2 separate regions of the Homo sapiens genome follow, and region 1 is linked to region 2. Evidence: chromatin loops called from intact Hi-C (ENCODE). Cell type or tissue: CD14-positive monocyte. All regions are shown on one strand. Each heading gives the region's core, and the rest is flanking DNA. Links, peaks and the distances in the headings are about the cores only. Region 1 overlaps LINC02703 (long intergenic non-protein coding RNA 2703). Region 2 overlaps LINC02698 (long intergenic non-protein coding RNA 2698).

Region 1 (5,376 bases), core at 140-5,139, 230 kb after region 2:
CAGATGCCAGGTTAAGAATGTTAGACACATTTTGGCCATCCATTGGGAACCATGGAAGATTTCTTAGCAGTTTATGATGCTTAAACATCTTTGGGAAGAATAATCTTGCATCTATGTGTAAGGTAGTTTGGAAGGGGGCAAGATAGACAGTAGAGATAAAAGTTAATAGATACGAGTCCAGAAGATGGCAATTAAAAGCTCGTGCTGAGGCAATCATGAGAAATCCATGAGGGGACAATGCTGGAGAGCAAGTCTGATTGGAATAAATAGGACATGGTTCTAATAACTACACACTAAGATGAGGGGTGAAGAGTCAGAAGTCATTGCAGCTTTGTGCTTTAATATTTGGTTGAGCTGACTTTGGAGAAAGGATGCTGATGGTGTCAATCTCCCTTTGATCCACCTCTGTCTGCAGCACAGCTGTAGTGGAGAGTCCCACAAGGCCTCAGACTCACCCAGCTCTTGACCTGCATCCCACCTTGCGGGCTTTCTGTGCTTCTTTCCACATTGTGCACTAGGACCCTCTTCAAAACCTAGGAGATTGCTTGGACTGACCACAGAATAGCTTGAGTGTAGGGGAGATAATGCCCTGGGAGACTCCCAGCTAATGGAGAATGGGATCAATGCTGAACCTTCAGTCCTTCAGAAGAACAATTGAAAGCATCTGTCAACTTCTCAGGAGGTCCCAGTGGAATGGAGGCTCCATTGCCCACAGCACTGATCCTGATGATGTTTCTCACATCAGTGCTTCCTGCTCCTGACTAATTCTCCCTGCTCAATCACTGTTACATGCTGGGATCACCTCCCATATGAACTACCTGCACTCATTTCTTGCCTCAAGTTTTGCTTTTGGGAGAACCCAGGACAGACATACAGGTGGAGCTCTTCCAAAAACAAAGGTAATTGAGTCCAGAACTCTAGAGAGATGCTGGGGTTTGAGATATTTATTTCTAAATCATCTACACGGACAAGGTAATTGAAATTAGGGAAGTAAATACAATTGTCTAGGGGAAAGAATATGGAGAAAAAAGAGAGAAGGGAAGAAAATCAGACCTTGGAGAATTTTCCATCTGGTAGGTGGGAAGAGAACAAGCAACTAATGCAGTAGACGGAGAATAAGAAGGGCAGAGAGATGGTTGTGGTAAAAGTGAAGGGATCCTGAGAGTGACCATCTGAGATGAATGCTGCAGAGGCCCAAGGAGGATGTGGCATTTAGAAAGTCTTTGAAAACCTTGCAAGAGCGATTTTGTTGGTGACAGTGAAAGCCAGTTGCAAGTGTCAATGAGGTAAGGAAGTGGAGGCCCAGAGCATGGATTGGAGGTCCCTAAACCTGGCTCTTTGGGTGGCTTTAAAAAATACCAACATCTCACAATAGACCATCTGAAGTAGCATCTCCAGAGAGAAGGGCTTCTCTCTCAATTATATTGAGGGGAAAGAGAGGTAAAGTGATAGTCCGATAGCTTGAGGTATCAAGGCATGGAGAAGTATTAAGAGTAAAAGAGAAATAGAGAAGATGTATCCAAGGTGGAGAGAATTAGTCAGTGGGAAGGAAGATGTTAAAGATGCAAGATGGTGGGGAAAATGTCTGGAGAAGGACTCAGAGGAGAAGGGATCAAGAACATGACTTTCCTAAATTTAGTTTTAATAAAGAAGATTCATTCATTCACCCATTCAAGGGGCATGGGCTAGGTTCCTCTGTGGCAGGGCACTTTGCATAAAGAAAGGGCAAGTTATGGCCACTCCCCTCTAGGAGAGAAGGAGGTAGAAAGAATCACTAGAAAATTGTTAGATTTTAGGATAGAAACATTTGTGGTATTTTGAATAGTGCCTCTGCCCACATACCTACTGAGAGACTCAGGAGAAGGTAAATTCCCAGGGCTTCAGTTTTCTTAGCTTTAACCACCACTCTCCTGGGTTGCTACAATAATCACACAAGAACATTGTGCTAATGTGCCCAGCACAGTGATGAGCACATAGTAGGCCTTCCAGAGAGCTTAGTTTTCTTTATTTTGGAAGCAAAATACAATGACACTGCAGAGGAAGAAATGTTTTACTCTGCTCCAAGGGCTAAGTAAAGCTTTCCAGAAAAGCTATTACTCAAACTAACTTGGAGCTGAGAGGGGAAAAGAAAGGCCATCTGAAAATTTGGGAATCATTGGAGCAAAGAGCAGGGCAACTGGGGAAGGTAAATCAGATGGCTCTTGTCTTCCAATAAACAGAAAGCAAGGTTGTCATTTAAGGGTACGTAGTATGGGCTACATTGCATCCCTCCCCTGCCAAATTTATATGTTGAAGTCCTAACCCCCAGTACTTCAGAATGTGACTGTATTTGGAGACAGAGCCTTTAACAAGGAAATTGACGTAAAATAGGGCATATGAGTGAGTGAGCTTTAATCTAATAGGACTCCCTATAAGAAGAGGACATTAGGACACAGACATGCATTAGGAGAAGGCAGCCATCTGTTAGACAAAGAGAGAGCCCTTGGAAGAAACGAGCTCTGCCAACACCTTGATCTTGGACTTCTAGCCTCTAGAACTGTGAGGAAGTAAATTTCTGTTGCTTAAGGCACTCAGTCTAGTATTTGTTACAGCAGCCCTAGCCAACTCACACAGTAAGGGTGTGGGATAGCAGCAGATTGGAGAGACTGAGGAAAATGAGGATGGTTTGGAAGAACTCTGATGGGGAGGTCAGTTAAAGCTAAGGAAATGGTTCCCGAAGAGATGGTAGCCCAGCTCACCTTATGGATTGTGGGTGGGCCCATGACTTTTTTTCTCCTGCAGTGTTTGCTAGGGCAGCAGGTTGAACCTGGGCTGTGTTTGGGTTCTGGCACCAAGGGACTCATTGGTCAGGAGAGTGGGAACTTCCAGACTGGCTGAGGGCAGGTGAAATGACTGGCCAGGGGCACAGTCTCAGGGAGACAAATGAGGCCAGAAAGGACATGCTCCTCTCCTTAATCTGGGAGATTAAGGAGAGTTCTGGAATGGGAGAATAACTGGATGATTAAATGTGAGGGAGTGGGAGTTTGGAAAGTTCAGAGACTGTATCACAGAAGGGTAGTGGGCTTGGAGGTATGCTCATGGTTTAAAAATAATGGACAGAACTTTGTCATAACATGTGAGGACGGAATAGAATGGTACAGTGTCAGATTTCCCCATGGAGAGTTAGGGTAATGGTATTCTCCAGCTTCCAGGCATCTGTGTTTTAACAGCAATGTACTTCAACATCGTGGCTTGAAGCCCCTTGTTGTTGGGTGGATATCTGAGGCCTTGGACCCTTAATATCTTCCTAAAATTATTATGCTCTAGTGGGGCTAGAATCTATGTCTTTTAACTTCCAATTTAGGACCCTTGACAACACTGTTCCCATTAGTAAGGCCATGGTGGTCAGGGCACTGGCATCCTTCCTCCACAGAGAGATCACGTTTAAGAGCCATTTTCTCACACCCTCTCCAAAGCCCATGAATTCACAGAACTCGTGACCAGGTACAGGCAGGTGAGACTATGAACCACATGATAGAGCTGCTTCTTAGACTCTCATACTCTATAGCCCAGACCTGACTATAGCCCTGAAATCATCCCTAAGAGCTTGGAGAGGAATGGAAGGAAATGGGAATTAAATATCTTGGGAATGTCTTCAACCCAGGCCATTTTCTGTCAAATCTCTGCCTTAAATGATTTTCTACATTTTTGTTAAAGATATTCAGATTCCAGTTACTCTTGCAATAAGCAATCATGCCCCAAGCCTAGGAAAGAGCCTGGCACCAAGCAGGCACTCATTAAATGTTTGCTGAGCTATTATTAAATGCTCAAGTCTTACTACCTGGAAGTTCTTCCTTATATCCTGCCACCAACGTATTTCTTATAGTGTGGTTAGCTGATGGTTTCCGTATTCTCTAGCAACAGTTCTTAGCTTACTTGTCAAAACACACTGGTTTGCCTCATCTGTTTTGAGGTACACTGCAAGTAATTTGTTACCAATAATAAAACATCACATCTGAGAAGGTGATTTTGTAAATAGAGAAAATTCGAAAGAGTGCTTATTGTAACGTCTCTCTTGCTTTACTTGCATTTCAGTTTGCTTTCTTGAGTGGGAGGGTGGTGGTAGAGTCACAGCTGGATAACAGGGGATTGTGTATCACCTCTGTTAAGGCAGTGGGTGTGTTCGGAATATGTCACTTTCACCCGAGTGTCCTGACTAAGGAGAGAAACAGCTATGAGACTCACCGTTGGAACATTCGCTCCTCCACATGGAATAGATGGCTACATCTTTAGCTTTCTCCTTGCCAGGATAAACATTCACAGATCTGCCCAGTGGCTGGACATTCAGCACATTCCTGAAGAGTATTTTAATTGGCTGAGTGGGTCTCTGAGGACCTGCCCCCATTAGCAGGAGAGTGATTCCTGAGTGTTGCCCAAACATAGCAAATGCAGCTGTGTCCTAACAACACAGTCCTGGGGACCTCTGGAACCACATCTCCCTCCACAGCCTTGGCTATTTCAAAGAGATCATTAACAAGGTAGAATTGGATGCCCAGAAGGTCACTGCACAATATACATTGCTACTGTCTTTTAATGGACTTTCTCCAGACATGGCGATTCTTAAACTGCAGCTTCGGCAGCTGCTAAGGACAGGGAGAGCCATGCTGTCTGCAACCAGAGCCACCCTGCCAGTCCTGTTGAAGCAGATCTGAGCTTGGGCAGATGGATCAGGCTTGGAGAGGGGAGGAGGGGAAGTGGGTTTAAGGGGAGGGGGCATCAACAGAGAAGCTAGGCAGCCCTCAGAGGACTTTGTTATTGATTTAGCGTGAGGACTGAAAGTGGCAGGCAGGCAGGTGGCAGGGGCGGGCAGGAGGGGAAGACAGGTGTAGGCAATTGTGGGCAGTGATTAGCTGGGGTGGTGCAGATGTGGCTGGGGGTGTCAGCTGGTGGTGATTAGCATGGGTGCTTCTGAGAAGTGTTGCATCAGATGGTGGTTTCAGAGTCCAGATGTGAAAAGCCAGTGGTCCCTGCCTTCCCCTGCTTCCATACCCCTTTATACTCTCCCTACTCTCCCGAGCACGCACTTGCACTTTCACCTTCCCTGCCACAACCACCCCTTTCTGGGCATTCCTCTCTAGGTGAAGGGCATGGACATCAGATTGTTCTCCCCTCAGTCTTCAGTTTTTCAGCTAAGTTCTGACATGACGACACAGACTGAACACCCTCAGACACCAGGCAAGACGAAATCTACATAATAGGTCAGTGAAGTCATGCTTATTCCCATGAGAAATGCACCTGGTGACAGAGGACTTTTATACCCCAGTGTCTATTTTGCCTGTCCCCCTTTTTATAACCTGCCTAAAATTTTTATTAATATTAATATTTGTATGTGATTAC
Region 2 (5,376 bases), core at 151-5,150:
AAAAATAAAATAAATAAATACATGAATAAATTAATTCCTTCTTTTTTTCCTTTCATTAAAAAAGCATAAGCCGGGTGTGGTAATGCATGCCTGTAATCCCAGCTACCCAGCTACTCAGGAGGTTGGGGCAGGTGGATCGCTTGAACCTGGGAGGTGAAGGCTGCAGGGCACTCCAGCCTGGGTGACAGAGTGAGACCCTGTCTCAAAAAATAAAAGAGTATAAGTTACTTACCACGAAAAGTTGTCCTGATATTACTTTCCTCTAAGACCCTTTAACAGCTCCCTGCAACACTTGCCTTGGGAAATGGAGGTATTTACTGGCCTCCAGCAATCTTTTCCAGAGTCCTTAATCCACTCACAGAGTCACATTAGAAACAGATAGGAAAGAACCCTAACAGGCCAACCAGTAACTTTAATGACAGCATGGGCTCCTGTGTGAGTTCATTTGCCACCATGCTGCAACGCTTTACTCTCTTGCCCTTTAAGATACTCTGCTGCATCTCTAGGTCCTAAATCCAAGCCTCCCTAGCTTTGTCTTTGGCTCTGGGTCCAGAACATTGCAGAGAACTTGGAATTGGTTTCTGCTTTGTTGTTTCTTCCAGTGTTGTCTGAAAGCATTGTCCTTTCCTTTACTAAGAAGTGCTGGGAGAGGACTTGTGCTCCAGTGACTCAAGCTGTAAAGCTACTTCCTTTCCTCCTGCCTGGCAGGACATTAGGGGATATTTCTAAGTCATGAGATGGTCTGCCTGGGTAGTGCCAGGGATCAGCTCACCCTCTAAATTTGGTAAAGAGCTAGGTGGAAATAAGGGTAGAGGCTTTCTTTTGGAGCTTCTCTGGAGAGTTTCCTATACCACAGTCCTGGTGATTTGTAGCTTGAGAACTCAGTCAACCCTGAGAGAACCTGGAGGTGAGTTTTTGGGAGGAGGGCCAGGCATACTGAGTATTATTTTTTTTTTGGCAAATCCAGTGTCTTAATCTATTCAGGTTGCTGTAACAAAAACATAGACTGGGTAGCTTTTAAACAACAGAAATTTGTTTTTTTTATAGTTCTGGAAGCTGGAACATCCAAGATCAAGGTGCTGGCAGATTCAGTGTCTGAGGAGGGCTGCTTCTGGGTTCACAGACAGCTGCCTTCTCTCTGTCCTCATAGAGTGGACAGGGAGAGTGAGCTCTCCAGGGCCTCTGTTAGAAGGGCACTAATCCCACTCATCAGGGCACTGACCTCATGACTTAATCACCCCCCAAAGCCCCCATCTCCTAATACCATCACATTGGGGGTTAGAATTTCAGCATATAAATTTTTGGGGCACACAAACGTTCAGTTTGAAGTACCCAGTAGCTGCATAGAAATAGAGCCCACCCCCAACCCCATCCCAGAGAGGCTGGAGGTGGAGCTCAGAGCTGATCATGGGAGATTTGCAAGGGCAGGTCATTGTGGTTAGTCGACGGACATTTGAGAACACATTTCATGCTGAGTCTGTGGGTAAAAAAATACTTCCCTATGAGCTGATTTTAGTGCTGCAATGGACCTCATCTCTGTGAGTCAAAAGGTCATCCTCCACAGCCATCATGTGACTGCAAATCAGAGAAAAGTGGAAACAACGGGCCTCCAGAAGTAATTTTATACACCTCCTGCCTCTATTGCATTAAATCCAATAGACTGATAGCTAATGATTATTGAGCACTCATTATCTGCAAATACCATGCTAAGAGAATTATCTTATGCATTCCTCCCAACAACCTTCTGAGCTTGTTTTCAGTTTAGCAGGCAGGAAAACTGAGGCCCAGAATCACTCATCAGGTTGACAGAGGTGGATGCCAGTTCAGCCTTAGCTGGATTCCCAAGCCAAGCCTCCTGCCCACCATGGACTGCAGCCTTCTGCAATGTGCTTAAGAGTGCCTTAAGCACCTGAGCACAGGGTGCCTCAAACTGTTGGTTTCTAGATGCCCCTGGCAGGACCATCTCAATCTGGACATTGCCATGAGCAGCTCTAGGGAGCTGTTTCCTGCCTCCCTTGCTAATAAGTCCCAGTGTCCCATCACCCAAGCCAATAGAGTGATCCACTAGCACTACAATGCAGGCTCATTTACATTTTACATAGTCTAGTGGGCATATTAAAAAATTAAAAGAAACAGGTATCCCTGTAACACAGGCTGTCTACATAAATAATCACATTACAATGGTACTTCAGTGCATAGAAAAAAATCATTCAAACAGAATCAATTCATTGATACTGATATTGCCAGTGATGTGTTTTTAATACTAGAAATGACACATGTTCCCCAACACATGTACTATAGCATAGCAATAACATTTTATGGGATGTGATGGTTAAAGTGAAATGTGGTTCTATCAAAACAATAAAGCTGTGTTGAATACAAAAATAGTTTACACCGCTTTCAATTTTTTTTTTTTTTTTTTTTGAGACAGTCTCGCTCTGTCACCCAGGCTGGTGTGCAGTGGCACGATCTCAGCTCACTGCAAGCTCCGCCTCCTGGGTTCACGCCATTCTTCTGCCTCAGCCTCCCGAGTAGCTGGGACTACAGGCACCCGCCACCACGCCCAGCTAATTTTTTTTGTATTTTTTAGTAGAGACGGGGTTTCACCGTGTTAGCCAGGATGGTATCTATCTCCTGACCTTGTGATCCTCCCGCCTCCACCTCCCAAAGTGCTGGGATTACAGGCGTGAGCCACCGTGCCCGGCCACTGCTTTCAATTTTTAATTTAAATTAAATAAAATTAAAATTTCACTTTCTCAGTAGTGCTAGGCACATTTCAAGTGCTCAGTAGCCGCCTGTGGCTTGTGGCTACTATGTCAGACGGTGCAGGTTGAGCATCTACCCAAAATTCATCATGATGGAAATGCACTTTCTGTGTCCTGAACAAAGAGAAGAGAAGTCAGACTGGAGGAGAGGGTCTGTGCAGAGGCGAGGTGGAGAAAGAGGCTGGGATGGTGTGAGGGGCTCATAGGAGAGGGAAAGCACTGTTGATTTTCGAAACGGAAAACCGTATGACGAGAATGGCGCTTTGAGAAGATTCGTCTGGATGCATCGAGCAAAGTGGGTGGTAGGGACACAGATTAGAAGCAGGAAGACCAAATGCATGGGGATGGGAGATGATGAGGCCCTGAACAACAGTGAGGGTGGCCAGAAAATGAAAAAAAAAGAAGTACCTGAGAAAGATGATGAAGAGTTACTATGACGAGTCAGTGAATGAATAAGGGGAACAAGAAATGGGGAAGAGGTGAAGATGACCCTGAGGTTTTAAGCCTCAGACAACGGAAAATGGTAACACCACTGATAGAAACAGGGAAGTCACGGGCAGACATGCTGGGGCTGGGCGGGGTGGGGTGGGGGCGGGGGAGGAGATGTAGGATCAGTTTTGTTTTGAACAGGCTGATTTTGTGGTAATCTCTTCCACGGTTTCGCCTCATTTTTTTTTTTTCTCTCCTTCCTGACTTTTCGTCCTCTCTCTTTCTCGCCCCCTCCTCCCCTCTTTCCTCTTTTCATTTTCCCCTTTCTTTCCTGCCCCCTTCTTCTCTTGATTGATCACTTACTTATCATGCACTAGAGACAAATAAGTTTAATGGGCATTTCCCAGGCCTGAGGAAGAACCATTGAGAGGGGTCGGGTGCACGTCTTTGTCAAAGACAACAAAATAAATAAAACGTCCCTTTTTGCTGTTCCTGGCGTAACTGTTGGAATCTGGCCTGGTATGGGGAGTGGAGGTGGCAGATGAAAGGAGAACAAAAACAGTTCATGAGTATTGACTGCATGTGTCAGGCACGGTTCTAAACATTTGTGACCAGCATCTTACTCAAGGGCATTAATTCCCATTTAGCAGGTGAGGAAAGTAAGGCAGGGGCGTGATGAAGTGCCTCACCTAAGGGAACACAGCTGCTAGGTAGTGGGGCGGGATTTTACTTGCCCAGCGTTTCTGAGTATCCGCCCTGAGCTAGGTAAAAGTGGCGGTCACCTTCCCTTCTTGAGGGGTACCTCACTTCTCCAGATCTTTCTGAAAGGCAGGCTCTTCGAAGCCCCTGGGAGGGTTTTCCTTCCACAGGTGGGCTTAGTGACCCAGCAGGGCCTGGAGCTTATGTGGGAAGCAAAAGACCTCTTTCCTCCTCCCAGTAGAAGGGAAGGCAAAATAGGAAACACACTCCTCGAGTATCTTTCCTCATTGTTAATCAGGTGACTGCTCCCAGGGATCTGTTTGCTGTAAATGCTGTGTGTTGATGGTGTTGTTCTAATATAGTCACCCACGTGCAAGTACATCCCAGTAAAAAAAAAAAAAAAAAAAAAAAAAAGGCCCTTAAGTGAAATAGGAGATGGGGGGAGGCGATGGAGGGAAGAGGAGATGGGAAATATTGTACTGCTCCTGTACAACAGCTCAAGGGATTTACTCTAGGCTGTCAGCGCCAAGTGAATATTGCTTATTCATGTGCAATCTAATCTTCCCCTCTGCCCAGAGGCTGAGGGCAGCAGGGGTGACCTGGTTGCAGAGGGACAAGGAGAAGATGGGGTCGGAGGGGGGTGGGCTTTCCTATGAGTGCGTGCTCAGGAGGGCTAGTGTTGGAAGAAATTGTTACTTGAATGGCTAGGATGGGTGCAGGGGGCAATGGTGGGGAGGGGGTACATAGGGGATGAAGATGGACTGGTGATCAGACACAGGACCCCTTGGTGGGCTGAGGAAGTGGCGAGGGTTGTGTGGCTCAAACATCTGGGGGATGGGAATTCCAGGAACCCCTCCAGCGTGCTCCCTTGGGAGGATGGTTGAGCCGCAGATTGATGCACACGCCCAGGCAGAGAATGTCTTAATAACCCACTCGGTGGGTGATGGATTATCAGAGGAGGAGCGGCGGAGCTCCGGCTTGGCCACCCCGAAGCTCCGACTCGATAACGTGATAATTCACTCAGGGGCACGGGGAAGAAGATTTCCCAACTGCGGCTAACCAATGTTGAAGACCTGAAAACAGCCACTTGGGACTGCTTTTATGTTCAGCTGTCGGCTTAGAAGCAAATGTCTAAGAGAACCTGGACACAGATCAAACGAATGTGCCGGGAACCGTATGCACTGCACACATCTGCTATTACGTCCCGCTGAGGGCCTGCGTGCCCAGCCTGCTCTCCTCCAGTCATACAGGAGGGGGGAATCGGGAAAGAGGAAGATCCCTCGGAAACACCTGATAGGGCCCATGCTGCAGCTGGCCTGGGTTTGTGGAGCAACTCTTGCACAGAAACATCATGGAGTGGTGGACCGTCACCTCTGTAGGGCACAGTGATTGAGTGGGAAAGAAGACCAAATGGCCCTTTCTTTGACCTAGTGGAGGCCAAAGGGCTGGTGGCCAGAGGCCTGCTCTTCCCACAAGGGACTGG

What was found. Hi-C counts contacts between places; a loop is a spot of excess contacts. Peaks named below come from ENCODE experiments on the same cell type or tissue, not always from the same donor. Only the 100,000 strongest peaks of a DNase experiment are listed, where the experiment ranks them.
Region 1: a loop joins it to region 2, with 6 times the contacts of the local background. A loop is called at or near these places in 1 of 110 quality-filtered maps.

Annotation. Positions count from the first base shown.
Region 1 is chr11:115,935,001-115,940,376 of GRCh38, forward strand. All of the region lies in intron 4 of LINC02703 (long intergenic non-protein coding RNA 2703), which reads left to right. Among named protein-coding and RNA genes, the nearest start is that of LINC02703, 18 kb to the left of the region's middle. In CD14-positive monocyte, for the core only: no CTCF peak of the experiment used is centred there; no DNase peak of the experiment used is centred there; H3K27me3 peaks cover 1,164 bases.
Region 2 is chr11:115,706,231-115,711,606 of GRCh38, forward strand. The region is part of intron 2 of LINC02698 (long intergenic non-protein coding RNA 2698); the gene reads left to right. Among named protein-coding and RNA genes, the nearest start is that of LINC02698, 50 kb to the left of the region's middle. In CD14-positive monocyte, for the core only: no CTCF peak of the experiment used is centred there; DNase peaks (open chromatin) are centred at 711, 1,501, 3,261 and 3,761; H3K4me3 peaks cover 2,225 bases; H3K27ac peaks cover 4,241 bases; H3K27me3 peaks cover 15 bases.